Regions from separate parts of the Homo sapiens genome. Here region 2 is linked to region 1. Evidence: read pairs that join two places in POLR2A ChIA-PET (ENCODE). Cell type or tissue: OCI-LY7. All regions are shown on one strand. Links, peaks and the distances in the headings refer to the core of each region. The heading gives the core; the rest is flanking DNA. Region 1 overlaps NUP210L (nucleoporin 210 like). Region 2 holds the start of LOC124904424 (a long non-coding RNA gene).

Region 1 (9,253 bases), core at 598-8,597:
CGCCTCCGCCTCCCAGATTGCTGGGATTATAGGCATGAGCTGCCACTGCGCCCAGGCTTTTTTGTGCGTGTTTTTTTGTTTTTTTTTGAGATGGAGTATCGCCCTGTTGCCCAGGCTGAAATGCAGTGGTGTGATCTCAGCTCACTGCAACCTCTGCTTCCTGGGCTCAAGCTATCCTCCCACTGCAGCCTCCCTAGTAGCTGGGACTACAGGTGCATGCCGCCATGCCCAGCTAATTTTTTTGTTTTGTTTTGTTTTGTTTTGTATTTTTGATAGAGATGGCATTTCACCATGTTGCCCATGCTGGTCTCGAACTCCTGAGCCCAAGTGATAGGCCTGCCTCGGCCTCCCAAAGTGCTGGGATTACAGGCGTGAGCCACTGTGCCCAGACAGAGTGACCTGAATGAATGTTTGATTGGAGAATTGGAGAAAAGGACTTGGAGACAGTGAATATAGAAAGCTCTTTTAAGGAGTTGGGGTTAAGAGTTTGTTTTGTGGATTTTTTTTTTTATGAGAGAAATAGTGGATTGGGAATGATTCAGTGGAAACAGAAAATTTGATGTAAGTCAGAGGATTGCTGGAGGGAGTAATATTCTTGAGTAGGTGAGATAGGTAAACAATAAAGGGATTTTTTTAATGAAATATTTTCTATTCCCTTCTTAAATATATGTAATGTCTCCTTCCTCTTTGCCCAAAGCACTTCTTTGATCCTCTTTTTTCATTCCTCAAACATGGTAGCTACAACTTTTTGTGTATCTACTATGGGCTTGGCACTTCTCATCTTTTTTTTTTCTTTTAAGAGACAGTGTCTCACTGTTGCCCAGGCTGGAATACAATGATGCAATCATGGCTCACTGCAGCCTCAAACTCCTGGTTTCAAGCCATCCTCCTGCCTCAGCCTCCAAAGTAGCAGGACCACAAGTGTGTGCCAGCATACCTGGCTAATTATTTTTATTTTTTTGCAGACACAGGGTCTCGCTATGTTGTCCAGGCTGGTCTCAAACTCCTAGATTCAGGTCATCTTTCTGCCTCAGCCTCCCAAAGTGCTAGGATTATAGGCATGAGCCACTGCACCTAGCCATCTATTTTTTTTATTTTTATTTATTTATTTATTTATTTATTTATTTATTTATTTATTTATTTATTGAGACAGGGTCTTGCTGTGTCACCCAGGCTGGAGTGCAGTGGTGTGATCTCAGATCACTCAGATCCACCTCCTAGGCTCAAGTGATCCTCCCACCTCAGTCTCCTGAGTAGCTGGGACCACAGGTGCACACCACCACACTCGGCTAATTCTGTGGGGTGTGTGTGTGTGTGTGTGTGTGTGTGTTTTGAGACAGAGTCTCACTCTGTTGCCCAAGCTGGAATGTAGTGGCGGAATCTCAGCTCACTGCAACTTTTGCCTCCTGGATTCAAGCAATTTTCCTACCTCAGCCTCCCATGTAGCTGGGATTACAGGCACCTGCCACCACACCCAGCTAATTTTTGTATTTTAGTAGTGACAGGGTTTCACCATGTTGGCCAGGCTTGTCTCGAACTCCTGACCTCAAGTGAGCTGCCCACCTCAGCCTCCCAAAGTGCTGAGATTACAGGCATGAGCCACTGTGCCCAGCCAATTTTTTGTGTTTTTGGATAGATGGGGTTTCACCCTGTTGCCCAGGCTGATCTCGAACTCCTGGGCTCAAGTGTTCTACCTGCCTCAGCCTCCCGAAGTGCTGGGATTACAGGTGTTTGCCACCACATCTAGCCCAGTCTTTTTTTTTTTTTTTTTTAACATCCAGTACACCTATCACTTTTAATTGTATCACTTTTAACTCTGCAAAATAAATATGTGGGGCATGGAGGGAGGGAGAGCATCAGGAAGAATAACTAATGGATGCTGGGCTTAATACCTGGGTGATAGGTTGATCTATGCAGCAAACCACCATGGCACACATTAACCTATGTAACAAACCTGCACATCCTGCACATGTACCCTGGAACTTAAAATAAAAGTTGAAGAAAAAAAAGTATTTTCCCAACTTTGTTTTATTTTATTTATTTATTTTTATAACAGAATCTCACTCTGTTGCCCAGGCTGGAGTGCAGTGGCACAATCTCTGGTAACTGCAACCTCCACCTTCCAGGTTCAAGCAATTCTCGTGCCTCAGCCTCCCAAGTAGCTAGGACTACAGGTGTGTGCCACCACACCCAGCTAATTTTTGTATTTTTAGTAGAGGCAGGGTTTTGCCATGTTGGCCAGGCTGGTGTCAAACTCCTGGCCTGAAATGATCTGCCTGCCTCAGCCTCCCAAAGCGCTGGGATTACAGATGTGAGTCACTGCACCCGGCCCCAACTTTATAGATGAGTAAGTTACTCAATATGTGTGCACATGGTATCTGGTGCCTTCTTTTGAGGAGCTCATAGTCTAGTGGTGACATAAACAATTACATACATGGCACAAATAATTACAATAGGCAAATAAAAGTACATGTTGTGCTTGAAGACTAATGAATAAATCAGGGCAACTTCAATACAAAATTAATAAGGGTAGAGAGGGAAAATTTGGATAACATCCAAAAAGAACTTGTATTATAAGCAGATAAGAGGTTCAAGGACAGAGGTAGCATGAAAAGAGTACTAGAAAAAGAGACTGAGAAGGGATTAGGAACCAGAAAAGCAAAGAGAAACAGTGTCATAGAAGGCAAAGGAGGAAATGGTTGTGGTGTTAGATGCTACAGGGAAGTCCAAAGGTCATTCCTATTCTAATTTGTGTACTTCATCGAATCCTCATTTAATATTCACTAATTAGCAGATACTCATTAAAGCCTATTAAGTGTCAGGCATTGTGCTGGCCTCCAGAAATACAAATATGAAAAAGACAAAATTCCTTTCTTTATTAAGCCATTAATGTAACTAACTTGGGTTTTAAGGTTCTTGAATTTAAAAAACCTGTGGTAATACTAAGGAGAATGTAGAGTATATTGCATTTAAATTTAAAATATTAAGGGCTGGGCATGGTGGCTCACACCTGTAATCCCAGCACTTTTAGAGGCCGAGGTCAGTGGATCCCTTGAGGTCAGGAGTTCGAGACCAGCCTGGCCAACATGGTGAAATCCCATCTCTACTAAAGATACAAAAATCAGCCAGGCATGGTGGCACGTGCCTGTAATCCCAACTACTTGGGAGGCTGAAGCAGGAGAACTGCTGGAACCCAGGACGCAGAGGCTGCAGTGAGCCGAAATTGCGCCAGTGCACTGTAGCCTGAGTGACAGAGCAAGACTCCGTCTCAAAACAAACAAACAAACAAACAAAAAAACTTACAATATAAGGCAGAATAGTACAAGTATTCTTGAGAAAAAACAATGTACTTTGAAGTTTCAGAAAAGATTGAGATTATGTGCAACTAGAGACAAAGAGAAAATGTCCTGAAGAAAGTTGCAGTTGTTTTTTTTGTGTGTTTTTTTTGTTTTTGTTTGTTTGTTTTGTTTTGTTTTTTTGAGATGGAGTCTCACTCTGTCGCCCAGGCTGGAGTACAATGGCACAATCTCAGCTCACTGCAGACTCCGCCTCCCGAGTTCAAGCAATTCTCCTGCCTCAGCCTCCCTGGTAGCTGGGATTACAGGCACGCTCCAACATGCCTGGCTAATTTTTGTATTTTTAGTAGAGGTGAGGTTTCGCCATGCTGGCCAGGCTGGTCTCAAACTCCTGACCTCAAGTGATCCACCCGCCTCAGCCTCCCAGAGTGCTGGGATTACAGGCATGAGCCACCGCACCTGGCCTCAAAGGCATTTTAATAGGGAGTCATACAAAGGGAAGATATGTCTGAAGGAATAATTGGACCCAAGACTTCCTTCTAGAAAAAATGTTATTTTGGGCTAGGCATGGTAGTTTATGCCTGTAATCTCAGCACTTTGGGAGGCCAAGGTGGAAGGATGGCTTGCGGCCAGGAGTTCTAGACCACCTGGGGCAACATAGTGAGACCCTGTCTTTTTTTTTTTTTGGAGTCTCGCTCTGAGCCACCGCGCCTGGCCAAGACCCCGTCTTTGTTTTTTTTTTTTTTTTTTGATTCAGAGTTTCACTCTTGTTGCCCAGGCTGGAGTGTAATGGCGCAATGTCGGCTCACTGCAACCTCTGCCTCCCAGGTTCAAGCGATTCTCCTGCGTCAGCCTCCTGAGTAGCTGGGATCACAGGCATGCACCACCAAGCCCGGCTAATTTTGTGTTTTTTTTAGTAGAGGCGGGGTTTCTCCATGTTGGTCAGGCCAGTCTGGAACTCCTGACCCCAGGTGAGCCGCCCGCCTCGGCCTCCCAGTGCTGGGATTACAGACGTGAGCCACCGCGCGCGGCTGACCCCGTCTTTTGTTGGTTAGGCATGGTGACACATACGTGTAGTCCCAGCTTCTCTAGAGGCTGAGGCAGGAGGATTGCTTGAGCCTAGGAATTTGAGGCTTCAGTCAGCCATGATCATGCCACTGCACTCCAGCCTGGGTGACAGAGCAAGACCCTGATTAAAAAAAAAAAAAAGTTATTTTGTCTTCAAAGGCAAACAGATTTTGTTGTTCTCAAATATGTGGTCATGAGATGGAATCTGTACTTGTGTGAAACAGATACTTTTGGTTAAATAAGTTATGAGGGGTGGATCTGGAAGGAGTCAGATTCTCTAGGAACTTAGGTGCAGATTTTCCTTTGATTTGCTGACAGGTGGTGGTCAATGCATCATCAAGATTAATGCTCAGTTATGACCTCAAGACTTATCTCACCAATACCCTCAATTCAACTGTATTCAAGCTCTTCATCACCACTGGCAGAAATGGTGTCAATCTTAAAGGTCAGGAATCTCTTCATGGTTTCAGTGATTGTTCCTATCTTTCTCGTTTTCCCTCAATTCATTTATCCCTTTGGATTAGTAATCCAGATTTTCTTTTTATTTCAAAACTGACTCCATCTTGACAAATAAATCATAGAGCTCTATGAGACCTCAGAAATTATGACTAGACTAAGGTTTTAAAATAGGCTCATCCTAGTCACTATTGTCTTTCTAGTTTTAAAAATACAAATTTTAGGCCGGGCGCGGTGGCTTACACCTATAATCCCAGCACTTTGGGAGGCCAAGGCAGGCAGATCACCTGAGGTCGGGAGTTCAAGACCAGCCTGACCAGGAGTTCAAGACCAGCCTGACCAACATGGTGAAACCCCATCTCTACTAAAAATACAAAAACTAGCTGGGTGTGGTGGCGTGTGCCTGTATCCCAGCTACTTGGAGGCTGAGGCAAGATAATTGCTTGAACCCGGGAAGCGGGGGTTAGAGTGAGCCGAGATCGCACCACTGGACTCCAGCCTAGGCGGCAGAGTGAGACTCCATCTCAAAAAAAAAAAAAAAAAAAAAAAAAAACTTAAGATAATTTTAGTACTCTGGAGTGGTGGCTCATGCCTGTAATCCCAATTATTTAGGAGGCTGTGGTGGGAGGATCGCTTGAGGCCAGGAGTTTGAGACCAGCCTGGGCAACAAAGCAAGACCCCATCTCTCAGAAAAAAAAAAAAAATAGAGATGGCCAGGCGCGGTGGCTCACACCTGTAATCCCAGCACTTTGGGAAGCCGAGGCGGATGGATCATGAGGTCAGGAGTTCGAGACCAGCCTGGCTAAGATGGTGAAACCCTGTCTCTACTAAAAATACAAAAATTAGCCGGGTGCAGTGGCGGGTGCCTGTAATCCCAGCTACTCGGGAGGCTGAGGCAGGAGAATTGCTTGAACCCAGGAGACAGAGGTTGCAGTGAGCTGAGATTGTGCCACTGCACTCTGGCCTGGGCGACAAAGCAAGACTCCATCTCAAAAAAAAAAAAAAAAAATCTAGCCACCGTGCCTGGCCAACAGACTGACGTTTTATTCCCCAGAATCTTTCTAAAATCACTACTTATTTTATTGAGAAACCTCATGCATCAGTCCCTTTGATTTTGCTGAAGATTTTTCAAGAATGCCACTCATTGCAGCTGACCCAATGATAACAACAGTCCACTTCTTGCTGTCTATATGATTCCTCTTAAGGCACCACTTGTGATGAAGTTCTAGGGATTTGGGGCTTGAATTATATTGTAATTGTATTACAACATTGTATATGAAAAACAAATTCTCTTAGACCTAAAAGCTACCTCCCAACTGTACTGCTTTATTTTTATTTATTTATTTATTTATTTATTTATTTGAGACGGAGTTTCGCTCTTGTTGCCAAGGCTGGAGTGCAATGGCGCAATCTCGGCTCACTGCAACTTCTGCCTCCTGAGTTCAAGCAATTCTCCTGCCTCAGCCTCCCGAGTAGCTGGGATTACAGGCATGAGCCACCACCCCCAGCTAATTTTGTATTTTTAGTAGAGACGGGGTTTCTCCATGTTGGTCAGGCTGGTCTCGAACTCCCAACCTCAGGTGATCCGCCTGCCTCGGCCTCCCAAAGTGCTGGGATTACAGGTGTGAGCCACCGCGCCTGGCCTATTTTTAATAGATTTCTAACTTCCCTGTAATCTATCTTACTCCCACTGACGCCAGGCGTGGTGGGAGACACCTGTAATCCCAACTACTGGGGAGACTGAGGCAGGAAGAATTGCCTGAACCGGGAGATGGAAGTTGCAGTGAGCCAAAATCACACCACTGCACTCCAGACTGGGCGACAGAGCAAGACTTCATCTCAAAGATTTTTCAAAAAAAATCTTTGAAAAAAGACACTACCTATGTATGACATTGATAATGGAAGCCCCACTGTAGTCATTCACAAATTAGAATGCGAGGGTCTCACACTATTCTTTCACCTTGATTGAAGCAGAGGTGGGCAAACCAGCCATAACTGACCCTCTTTCTTGCTTATTTTTTTTATGCTTCAAAATTGCCTCCATATAATGGTCTCTCTTTTTACAAATTCTTGTTAGTGACAAAGCTATTTACCTCTTTTCTGCTTTTCAGGATTCTGTACCCCAAACCAGGCCTTGGCCATTACAAAAGTACTTCTTCCAGCGACCCTCATGCTGTGCCATGTACAGTTCAGTAATACTTTGCTAGACATTCCAGCAAGTAAAGTCTTTCAGGTCCATTCAGATTTCAGTATGGAGAAAGGTAAGTTACACCAGTTGAATCTGGTTTCCCCATTCTGTTTATCTATTTGTATAATTGTCCCATTCTTATTGGATTGCATTTATATCTGTAGTTTCATCTGATATATAACTGTGGAATCTTTGTCAGGCAACATTTTTGTTCAACCCGTTCAACTCTTTTTTCTTTTTTTTTTTTTTTTTGAGACTGGGTCTTGCTGTGTTGCCTAAGGCTGGAGTGAAATGGTGTGATCATAGCTCACTGTAACCTTAAACTCCTAGACTCAAGCAATCCCCCTGCCTCAGCCTCCTGAGTAGCTAGGACTACAGGCACATGCCATCATGCCTTTTTTTTTTTTTTTTTTTTTTTTTAAGAGCAACGTGATCTTCCTATATTGCCCAGGCTGGTCTCAAACTCCTGGCCTCAAGCAATCCTCCTGCCTCAGCCTCCCAAAGTGCTGGAATTACAGGTGTTAAGCCACTGCCCCCAGCCCTATTCAAATAAGTTTTAACACATGCCTCCTAGAATATCCTGTGCTTTTCTATTATAATTTACTATTTTCTTGCTAGTCCCCATTCACTCTGTGAGGCTCTGCATTGTGTCTCATTTATCTTTCATTCCCAGCATGTAGCACAGTGTTTGGATGTTTTGTTGAATTGAAAGATATTCCAAATAAAAGAATAGGATTAACAAGTGGAAAGTGGAAATAGGCATGATGTTAGGATGACTTTATGTAAATCAGCTTATCTAAAAATGAAAGGATTCATATCAAATGTAAGGTATAGGGCCAGGCGCAGTGGCTCACACCTGTAATCCCAGTACTTTGGGAGGCCGAGGCAGGTGGATCACCTGAGGTCAGGGCTTCGGAGACCAGCCTGGCCAACATGATGAAACCCCATCTCTACTAAAAATACAAAAATTAGCCAGGCGTGGTGGGAGGCACCTGTAATCCCAACTATTGGAGAGACTGAGGCAGGGAGAATTGCCTGAACCGGGGGATGGAAGTTGCAATGAGCCAAAATCACACCACTGCACTCCAGACTGGGCGAAAGAGCAAGACTTCATCTCAAAAAAAAAAAAATGTAAGGTATAAATAAGGTAGTGCTTCATCATGAGAGAACCTCTAATGCTAGATCAGGCAGTCTGAATGGTTTGGGTCATGAGCAACCACTGAAGGAAGGTTCATTCAGCAAACTGTTTATAATACCTGACAGCAGGAGAAGATGTGGAGTTACAAAGAAAAGCAAAGTAATTTTTGGTTTGTTTGTTTTTTTGTTTTGTTTTGTTTTTGAGACAGAGCCTCACTCTGTCTCCCAGACTGGAGTGCAGTGGCACGATTTCAGCTCACTACACCTCTGCCTCCCGGTTACAAGGTATTCTCCTGCCTCAGCCTCCTGAGTAGCTGGGATTACAGGCGCGTGTCACCACGCCCAGATAATTTTTGTATTTTTAATAGAGATGGGGTTTCACAATGTTGGTCAGGCTGGTCTCGAACTCCTGACCTCGTGATCCGCCTGCCTCAGCATCCCAAAGTGTTGGGATTACAGGCGTTAGACACCGTGCCCAGACATTTTTGTTTCTTTATTTTGTTTGCTTGTTTGTTTGTTTGTGTAGGGACAGGGTCTCCCTATGTTGCTCAGGCTGGTCTCAAACTCTTAGCCTCAAGTGATCCACCTCGGCCTCCCAAAGTGCTGGGATTATAGGCATGAACCACCATGTCCAGCCTAAAGCTTTTAACTTTTAGTGTTACCCTACCAGGTGATGAGTTACAGGGTAGACACATATATGTTTGTGACTTCAATTTATTGATGAAAAAATAAATCAGGCCGGGTGCAGTGGCTCACGCTCGTAATCCCAGCACTTTGGGAGGCCATGGCGGACAAATCACTTGAGGTCAGGAGTTTGAGACCAGCCTGGCCGACATGGTGAAACCCCATCTCTGCTAAAAATACAAAAATTAGCCAGGCATGGTGGCAGGCACCTGTAGCCCCAGCTACTCGGGAGGCTGAGGCAGGAGAATCACTTGAATCCAGGAGGCAGAGGTTACAGTGAGCCAAAATCGTGCCACTGCACTCCAGCCTAGGCAACAGAGCAAGACTCCGTCTCAAAAATAAATAAATAAGGCCGGGCGCAGTGGCTCATGCCTGTAGTCCCAGCACTTTGGGAGGCCGAGGCAGGCGGATCACGAGGTCAGGA
Region 2 (9,253 bases), core at 930-8,929, 220 kb after region 1:
CGGAGCCTGCAGCACAGCCTGTAGGGACAGCCAGCACAGCCTGAACACGGCGGCCCCCTGAGGCCCACCCTTTGTCCACCACCTCCCCCATGGCTTTGATTCCCTCCCAGCCTTGGCGAGGGGCAAGGGACAGGACTTGACTTTAGGGAGACTTTGGGTCAGCAAAGGAGGAACAGGGAAGAGAGGGCAGGGCCTGGCCATCTGAGGAGCAGGGCGGGCCACTGTCCGGCTGGCGGGTGCGGTGTGGGCCTGGCGGGCCGGCTGTGATTGATGGCCTCTTTCAGCTGGGCCCTGGCAACGGGGAGGGGGCGGGGTGGGCACAATGGTGAGGTCAGGGGCTGAGGCGTGAGCATTGTGCTCCCCAGGGGACAATGGGATCGCCCCCTCCCTCCCCCACCGGCCCATCTGCCTGTCTGCCTGCAGGGTCAGCTTCCCAGGACTCCTGGCTCTCCCCCTTCCCCCTCCCGCCACCAGGACCCTGGCCTCTGAATAGGGAAGGAACACACTTACACTCACACACACTCATTCACGGACACACACACACTTGGATTAAAAATCACAACCTCACTGGCCACCAGGTCTTCTAGACACAGACAGATTCCATCCCAGATGCACACTCAAGGAGGCCCCAAACACAGGTCACACATAGATGTCCCTACAGACTCAAAGTCACAAATACATAAGCACAGGGCCACAGACACTAACAGCACAGGCCCAGAAATGCATGAGCAGAGCTGTGAACCCACAGCCTCCCTTCCCACACACCCCCATAAATACAATAACTCAGCCTGTAAGGCTGAGCCAGGACCCCCAGCAGATGGGGTGGATAGGCGGGCAGACAGAGCCTCCGAGGGGCACATGGGCAGGGGGCTCAGCCAGCCTTGGTTGGCTCAGGGACATCTGTGGGTAAGCCTCTGGGGCCCTGCCTCTGCATGCCCCGCAGTCTGCTCAGCCACTTGCCTCACGTGGCCCCCAGGTCCCCTTCTAGCCACTGTGCCCCAAAGCCTGGGCTCCTAGAGCACCCCCCACAGCTCTCCCGCAGCCCTGCCTGCCCCTCCTGCTCACCCCTCTCCTCTGCTGTCCTCAGGGTTTCTCCATCTCCACTCCGGCCACCTCCATCCCTCTGCTTCCCCAACCTTGCCCCGCAACTCTCCCACCCCTATGCCTGCCTCTTTTTCTTCCCCGTCCCTCTGCCCTGGCTTTCCCTATGGCCCCCATGGCTCAGCCTCTTACCCCAGCCTGGGAGCAGCAGCAGCAGCAGCCCCATGTCCCTGCCAGGCACGGCCCCTCAGCCTGGGCAACTTCTCCAGCAGCCCCAGTCTCCTGCCTTCAGCCTGGGGGCCCTTGGGCTGTGGGCATTCTCCACCCCGCACTTTGGCGCACAATGTGGGGGCCCTGGTCTTGCTTTGGGGAGCCCAGGTTCTGGGGTGCCAAGCTCTGGGGTCGAGACTGAAGGCTACTGTCCTTGCCTTCGTGTTCCTGGAGCTGGGTCTCTCTCTGCTTTCAGCCTGAGCCCCCTCCCCACTCCTATCCCCACTGTCCCCTCCTCCCAGGGCCAGGACCCAGACACCGAGACAATTGGGGCGGGGAAAGGGGGCGAGGGCCAATGAGAGCGGGGCAAAGTTGGGGGGTCAGACCCGCCCCTTTCTCAGCTTCCAGAAATCTCTCCCAGCCCATTACCCACCCCTTACTCCCTCTCAAACTTTGACTGAATGAGAGTGAAGTTCTAGGAGGAGTTGGGGCATCTGGTCCCCCAAGCCCATCCCTGGGGATCCATGTCCTGGACAGGGGTGGCTTGAAGTCTAATTTGGGGGTCCTGGGGAGGGGTGCAGAGCCCCCACTCTCCTAGTAGAGTCACCGTCCCAGGTGCTGAGCCTGGGCCTGAAGTGGGGGACCTCATCCCATTAGTTCAGTCCCAGCCCAGCAGCCCCAGCACCATTCATAGTGTCAATTTCCAAAGCTGTTTTCTCTATTCTTATTGGGACAATGGATTGGGGCCACCAGGGGCCGGGAGGCTGCCAGCCAGTGGGAGGTGGAGGACCAGCCCCATCCTAAAGAGAAGAAAGAAACCCAGGCCTCCCGCCCCTTGCCAGGCTGACCACTTAAAACATGCAAAAAGAGGGACTACCCTTCCACCAAAGGAGACTGGGACTCAGGCAAGAGCTGACTTTGAGACTTGCTATTTCTGGAGGATACCCTCCCCTAAACGCCACCCTCCTGAAAAAGAGCATAGCTTAGGAAAGATGACAGGGGTACCAGGGATGTATGGGAGTATCTGTGAGAGACAATAAGGGGGAAGGCTGGGCTGGGGGAGTCTCGTGTGGCAGAGAATGAGGCCCCATCACCCAGCTTCCAACCCTAGGAGCTCCAGCCTGTCTGGCCCCTGACTCAGTCTCCCCCTGAATCCCGGTCCCCTTGCCCACTCCTGTCAGCCTCTGCATCTGGCCTTGCCCTGCCCACTTGAGGCTGCCCCTTGCCTCTTCAGCACAAACTCTCACCCTCAGTCTTCGCCCCCGCTTGCTCAGCTGCCTCTCCGGCTTGTCCCACCTTGCTCACAGGCTTCAGAATCAACTCAGGCCATTGTCCCTCCCAACTCAGCCTCCTCCTCTCAGACAGCAGTCCTTGGTGTCTGTGTCCCAGGACGGGGCTACCCCTAGCAGAGACCTCCATGGGACAGGAGAGCGAGCAGCCTCCCCTCGGGGCCTCCTCGTCCCAGCCCTGCATCTCTCTGTCCCGGAGCCTCCTATGAGGGTTCCCGCTGCTTCCCCAGAGGGGCCTCCTGAGTCATGGCGGTGGCCTGGGTAGGGAAAGGCGCATAGGCCCTGGGGTCAGATGTGGAACAAATCACTAGCTGCGTGTCCTTGCATAGGCAAATTTACCTTTCTTTTTTTCTTTTTCTTTTCTTTTTTTTTTTTTTTTTTGAGACAGAGTCTCACACTGTTGCCCGGGATGGAGTGCAGTGGCGTGATCTCAGCTCACTGCAACCTCCGCCTCTGGGTGCAAGTGATTCTCCTGTCTCAGTCCCCCGAGTAGCTGGGATTACAGGTGCCCGCCACCATGCCCGGCTAATGTTTTGTATTTTTATTAGAGGCGGGATTTCTCCATGTTGGCCAGGCTGTTCTTAAACTCCTGACTTCAGGTGATCCGCCCACCTTGGCCTCCCAAAGTGCTGGGATTACAGGCATGAGCCACCACGCCCGGCTGGATTAGTGACCTTATAAGAGAAGGAGAGATCTCTCCACGTGCACATACCAAGGAAAGGCGCGTGGTGACTCCACGGGAACTCAGGCCTCTGCAAGCCAGGGAGGGGCCCAATCGCCGGGAACGGGATTGGCCAGCACCTTCAAGCTTGGACTTTCCAGCCTCCAGTACTGTGAGAAATAAAGTCCTGTTGTTTAAGCCATGTAGTGTCTGGTGTTGTGGCAGCCCGAGCTGACTCAGACGCCCCATCTCCCGGCCAGCTTCCCCTGCTGCTGTCAGAACTGCCCACTCTCCAACAGCTACTGAGAAGATGCATCACTGACTGCGCCACTTGCCTGTCACCTCCAAATCCACACTCCAGCATGGCTCGCAGGACAAAGAATGACCCATACAGGAGACCTGGTCCAAGGCCTGTCACTAAACAGCCATCCCATCTTAGCCTAGTGATCCTCGCCTCTCTGCCATCTGCTCACCTGTAAGAGGGGAGAAGGTCAAGGCCTGCCTTTCACAGTTGCAAGGACGAAGTGAAATGTGGTGCTAAGGGCCAAGCACTTCCTCTTTTTTTAGAAGAGATAAATTTATTTTTTGAGACAGGGTCTTACTCTGCTGCCCAAGCTGGAGTGCAGTGGCAAGATCACAGCTCACTGCAATCTCCACCTCCTGGGCTCAAGTGATTCTCCCACCTCAGCCTCCCGAGTAGCTGGGACTGCAGGTGTGTGTTACCATGCCAGGCTATTTTAAAAAATTTTTCGTAGGTATGTAGAGATAGGGTCTCACTATGTTGCCCAGGCTGGTCTTGAACTCCCGGACTCAAGCGATCTCCCCACTTCAGCCTCCCAAAGTGCTGGGATTATAGGCGTGAGCTGCCGTGCCTGGCCCACTTCCTCTTTTTTCTAGGAACAGCTTTACTGAGATATAATTTACATAGCAGAAATTTCACCCATCACCCATTTAAGGAATTCAGTGGCTTTCTGTATATTTTCAGAGTTGCACAACCATTACCACAATCTATTTTAAAACATTTCATCACCCCGAAAAGAAACTTAGTACCTACTAACATTCACTCCCCATCTGCCCTCTCTCAGCCCCTGCCAATCACCATTCTACTTTCTGTTTCTATGAATATGGCTACTCTGGGTACCTCATATACAGTGGAATCATATGATATTTGTCCTTTCGTGTCTGGCTTATTTCACTTAGCGTAATGTCTTCAAGTTTCATCCATCTTGTAGCCTGTCTCAGCACTTCATTCTTTTTAATCCCTGAATAAGATTCCATTGCATGGATAGACTACATTTTGTTTATCTGCTCATCAGGAGACTGACATTTGGGTTGTTTCCACTTTTTGGCTATTATGAGCAATGCTGCTACAAACATCCGTGGAAATGTTTTTGTGTGGACGGACATCTTCTGTTCTCCTGGGCATGCGCCTAGGAATGGAGTTGCTGGGTCACATGGTAACAGTATTTTGAGGAACCGCCAAACTGTCTTCCACAGTGACTGCAGCATTTTACATTCCAAGCACTTCTTTTTATAACACTCAGGATAGGAGTTAACTTTTATTGGTCCCAGGCCCCCTTGAGAATTTGATTAAAGCCTCCCTCCTGCCACCAAGGGGATAGACCCACACTCCCTGGAACGCTGGCAAACGCCGTCCTGACGCAGGCTAGGAAGCTCCATCCCAGGGATGGAGCCCGGAATAGCCTTGGAGCTCAGGAAACGCCGCCAACATGGACTTGCTGAGAGCTGCCCTCCTTCCCTCCCTCTCCAACAATTGCCTATTGGCTCAACCCCGAACAGTCCTCTGGCGTCATCTGAGTTTTCACAGCTGCCCAGGCTTTCCTGGAATAACGTCCCTGGAAAGTCTCAGCTGGCAAACAGAATCCCCCGAAAAGTCCCCAAGCACGCCCAGGACACTGTCTCCTTTCTCAGCCACCTCCTCTCTCCTGTCAGCCTGGTCCTCTGCCTCTCTCCGAGCCTTTTTCTCCCTCTTCCCTTCTCTGTCCATCTCCATTGGCCTTCCCATCTGTGGTCGGCAGAATAGGGCCCTGGAGAGATCCAAGTCGTCATCCCCGGAACCTATGAATGTGCTAAGTTACCTGGCGGGGAGGAATTAAGGTTGCTACAGCTGATCTTAAAGAGGTGCTCCGGGATTATACAGGTGGGCCCAATGTCATCATGAGGGTCCTTAAAAGCGGAAGAGGAAGGTGGAGAGGAGAGAGAGATGGAGAGCCAGAGACGCGATGTGCAGGAGGAAGGGGCCACAGCCAAGGATGCCCGGCCTCTAGAAACCGGAAAAGGTGAGGAAGCGCGTGCTCCCCTAGAGCCTCCAGAAGGAAACGTAGCCTTCCAACGCTAATTTTAGGCCAGAAAGCCCTGTCAGGCGTCTGACTGTAAAGCTATCAGATCAGACATTCATGTTTGAAGCCCTTATGTCTATGGTAATCTGTTACAGCCCCCGCAGGAAACGCACGACTCCTGTGGGCTCCGTCTCTGATGTTCAATCCAGGGCGCTGCATTTCACACCGGCTTTCATGCGTGTCTACCCCAGAGCGAGCTCCAGGAGGGCGGGGACTTTGTGGTGCTCCCAGCTGTGTGCCCAGAGCAGAGTCTGGCACAGGATGGGCTCTCAGTTAATGTTTGTTAAGGGGAGGAGGTGCCGGGCTTGGTGGCTCGCGCCTGTAATCCCAGCACCTGATCACTTGAGGTCAGCCTGGGCAACAGGGCAAAACCCCATCTCTACAAAAAATTAGCCGGGCACCTGTAGTTCCAGCTACTCGGGAGGCTGCGACAGGAGGTTCATTTGAGCCTGGGACGCAGAGGTTGCAGTGAGCCAAGAAAGCGCCCTGCACTCCAGCCTGGGTGACAGAGTGAGGACCTTGTCTCAATAAAGAAAAAAAAAAATTACAAACGTTTTCTTCATAACCACAATGCCATTATCATATATGACAAAATTCTTTAATTATTCCTTAATATCATCTAATACCTAGTCCTTAACCAAATATCCCTGATTGTCTGAAAAATGTCTTTCTACTGTTTTTCTGTTTTGAATCAAGAACAAGGTTTATACGCTGCATTTGATTATTGTGTCTCTTAATGATCTTATCAAAGGCAAACACCCCCAACCCTCACCCTTATATGTCATTGAATTGTTGAAGAGACTGGGTAAATTTTCCAGTAAAATTTTGCATGTTCTGGATCTGTCTGATTTTTGTGTGTGTGTGTGCTATTGAATACGTTCCTCTATAAATGGATGTTGGCTCAGAGGCTTGGTTTATTCAGGTTCCACTTTTAGGCAAGAAGACTTTATTGTTGGTATTTTATGCTGCACACTGCATTCAGGAGATGCACAATATCTGGTTGTCTTACTGTTAGTGATTCTAAAATTGATTAGGGGCTACAGGTGCTGATAACCTGATCTCTCCAAGATTCCTTGTCAATCTTTTCTTTTTTTAATTTTTTTCTTCGAGATGGAGTTTCACTCTTCTTGCCGAGGCTGGAGTGCAATGGTGCGATCTCAACTCACTGCAACCCCGGCCTCCTGGGTTCAAGTGATTCTCCTGCCTCAGCCTCCTGATTACAGGCGCATACCACCACGCCCAGCTAATTTTGTATTTTTAGTAGAGACGGGGTTTCACCGTGTTGGCCAGGCTGGTCTCAAACTCCTGACCTCAGGTGATCCGCCTGCCTTGGCCTTCCAAAGTGCTGGGATCACAGGCGTGAGCCACCATGTCTGGCCCCTCATCAACCTTTTCTTTCTTTCTTTCTTTCCTTTTTTTTTAAGAGATGAGGTCTCCCTGTGTTGCCCAGGCTGGAGTGCAGTGGCTATTCACAGGCACAATCATAGTTCTCTGCAGCTTCAAACCCCTGGGCTCAAATGTTCTCCCTCTGTAGCCTTCCAAGTGGCTGGGACTACAGGCATGTGCTACCACACCCAGCCTCATCAACCTTTTATCCAATAGTCATAGCTATTGGTAATAATTGCCTGACAGTTATTTCATTAGGGGTTGCAAAATGCTGATTTTCCAGTTCTGTCATTCCTTTCTCATTTATTAACTGAAATTCTTCTGTAAAGAAAGTCCCCTCATCAACTAGGACAATTTGGTAACCCTGAAATTCAGTTCACATGGGAAAGAAGGGAGAGTGCTTAGTTTTTTCCTTTGTTTGCCAATTATCAGAGTAAAGAGTTGGTACTCTGTCCAATGTGTTTCTTTTTCTCTCTCCCTTTATCCATCTTCCCTTTAGTAGAAGTCCCTTTAGTGGGAGTTTGCACTGATACTTTTTTTTTTAATTCAATGTTTCTGCTGCAATCTCTCTGAGGTTCAATTTGTCTCTATCTCAGGCCAGTGGGAGTTCAGTGTCCATTTGCTATTCCCCCGTTCTTTGGTATCTTTGCTTTCTGGAACCATCTGCCCCAGGCTCATTCAGAGTATTTTCTCCCCCAGACCTGAGATCAACCATTCCTCTAAGGGTGCCAGGATTTTTATTCAATTAGTTTTATTTATACTAAAATACTTTTTCTCTGGAAATATTGACCCCTAATATGTGCACTGTTATACAATATGCCATTAAATAGTTTCAAGTAATAACACCCATATTACCTTTAACAAGTACATTACCAAATGAAGTATAAGATATCTTTATTCTTCCTTGGGGAAAAACTAAGTATTACAAAATTCTCACTGTACAAAACAAACAAACAAACAAACAAAAAACAAAGATAAACTGTTCTTCATCAAAATGTAAAGCCTGGGCCAGGCGTGATGGCTCACGCCTATAATCCCAGCACTTTGGGTGGCCAAGGCGGGCAGATCATCTGAGCCCTAGAGTTCCAGACCAGCCTAGCCAACATGGTAAAGCCCTGTCTCTACTAAATATACAAAATCGGCCAGGCGCAGTGGCTCACGCTTGTAATCCTAGCACTTTAGATGGCTGAGGCAGGTGGACTGCCTGAGCTCCGGAGTTTGAGACCAGCCTGGGTAACAACAACAACAACAAAATTAGCCGGGCATGGCAGCGTGCGCCTGTAGTCCCAGCTACTCGGGAGGCTGAGGCAGGAGAATTGGTAAAGCCCGGGAGATGGAGGTTGCAGTGAGCTGAGATCGCTCCACTGCACTCCAGCCTCGGTGACAGAGGGAGGCTCCATCTCAAAAAAAAAAAAAAAAATTTAGCTGGGCATGGTGGTACACACCTATAATCCCAGCTACTTGGGAGGCTGAGACAGGAGGATCGCTTGAACCTTGGAGGTGGCGGTTGCAGTGAGCCAAGATTGTGCTACTGCATTTCAGCCTGGGTGACAGAGTGAGACCCTGTCTCAAAAAAAGAAAAAAAAATTAAAACCTTTGTGCTTCAAAGGATGCTTTTGACAAGAAAGTGAAAAGACAACAGAATCAAATATTTGCAAACTATATATCTGATAGGAAACTTATGTCCAGATTAAAAGAAAAACTTGTACAACTCAATAATTAAAAGGCAAATAACCCAGTTACAAAGTGAGCAAAAAATATGAATAAACATCTCTCCAAAGAAGATATGCAAATGGCCAGTAAACACATGAAAAGAAACTCAACCTCATTGGCCATGGGAAAATGCAAATCAAAGCCACAATGAGATACCACATCGCACCCAGTAGGATGGCTATAGTAAAAAAAGACAGATAATAACAAGTAGTGGGGATGTGGAAAAACTGGAACCCCTCATATACTGCTGGTGGGAATGTAGAATGGTGCAGCTACTGTGGAAAACAGTTTGGCAGTTCCTTCAAAAAGTTAAACATAGAGTTACTGTTTGACCTAGCAATTCCATTCCTAGATATCTACCCAAGAATATTGAATGTATATGTTCACACAAAAATTTGTACATGAATGTTGATAGCCATATTATTTAAATAACCAGAAGGCATAAATAGCCCCAGTGTCCATCAACAGATGAATGGATTAACAAAATGTGATAGATCCATACACCGGAATATTATACAGCCATAAAAAAGGAATGAAGCCAGGTGTGGTAGCTCACACCTGTAATCCTAGCACTTTGGGAGGCTAAGGCTGGT

Evidence for each region. ChIA-PET counts read pairs that join two places held together with the same protein. Peaks named below come from ENCODE experiments on the same cell type or tissue, not always from the same donor. Only the 100,000 strongest peaks of a DNase experiment are listed, where the experiment ranks them.
Region 2: POLR2A ChIA-PET joins it to region 1 with 11 read pairs; 6 of 35 experiments call an interaction of 5 or more read pairs at or near these places.

What each region holds. Positions count from the first base shown.
Region 1 is chr1:154,007,800-154,017,052 of GRCh38, reverse strand. It overlaps NUP210L (nucleoporin 210 like), which reads left to right. Exons shown (of 40, transcript NM_207308.3): 34 at 4,683-4,809; 35 at 6,932-7,081. Among named protein-coding and RNA genes, the nearest start is that of RPS27, 22 kb to the right of the region's middle. In OCI-LY7, for the core only: no CTCF peak of the experiment used is centred there; no DNase peak of the experiment used is centred there.
Region 2 is chr1:153,786,186-153,795,438 of GRCh38, reverse strand. It overlaps LOC124904424 (a long non-coding RNA gene), which reads left to right and starts at 4,781. Exons shown (of 2, transcript XR_007066632.1): 1 at 4,781-5,501; 2 at 5,657-6,400. LOC124904426 (a long non-coding RNA gene) reads right to left here and starts at 5,386. Exons shown (of 3, transcript XR_007066634.1): 1 at 5,301-5,386; 2 at 3,253-3,371; 3 at 245-291. It also overlaps the pseudogene LOC343052. RefSeq lists enhancers at 1,661-2,192, 2,193-2,726, 3,261-3,794. In OCI-LY7, for the core only: CTCF peaks have their summits at 3,479 and 3,884; DNase peaks (open chromatin) are centred at 3,728 and 4,198; H3K4me3 peaks cover 1,416 bases; H3K27ac peaks cover 1,336 bases.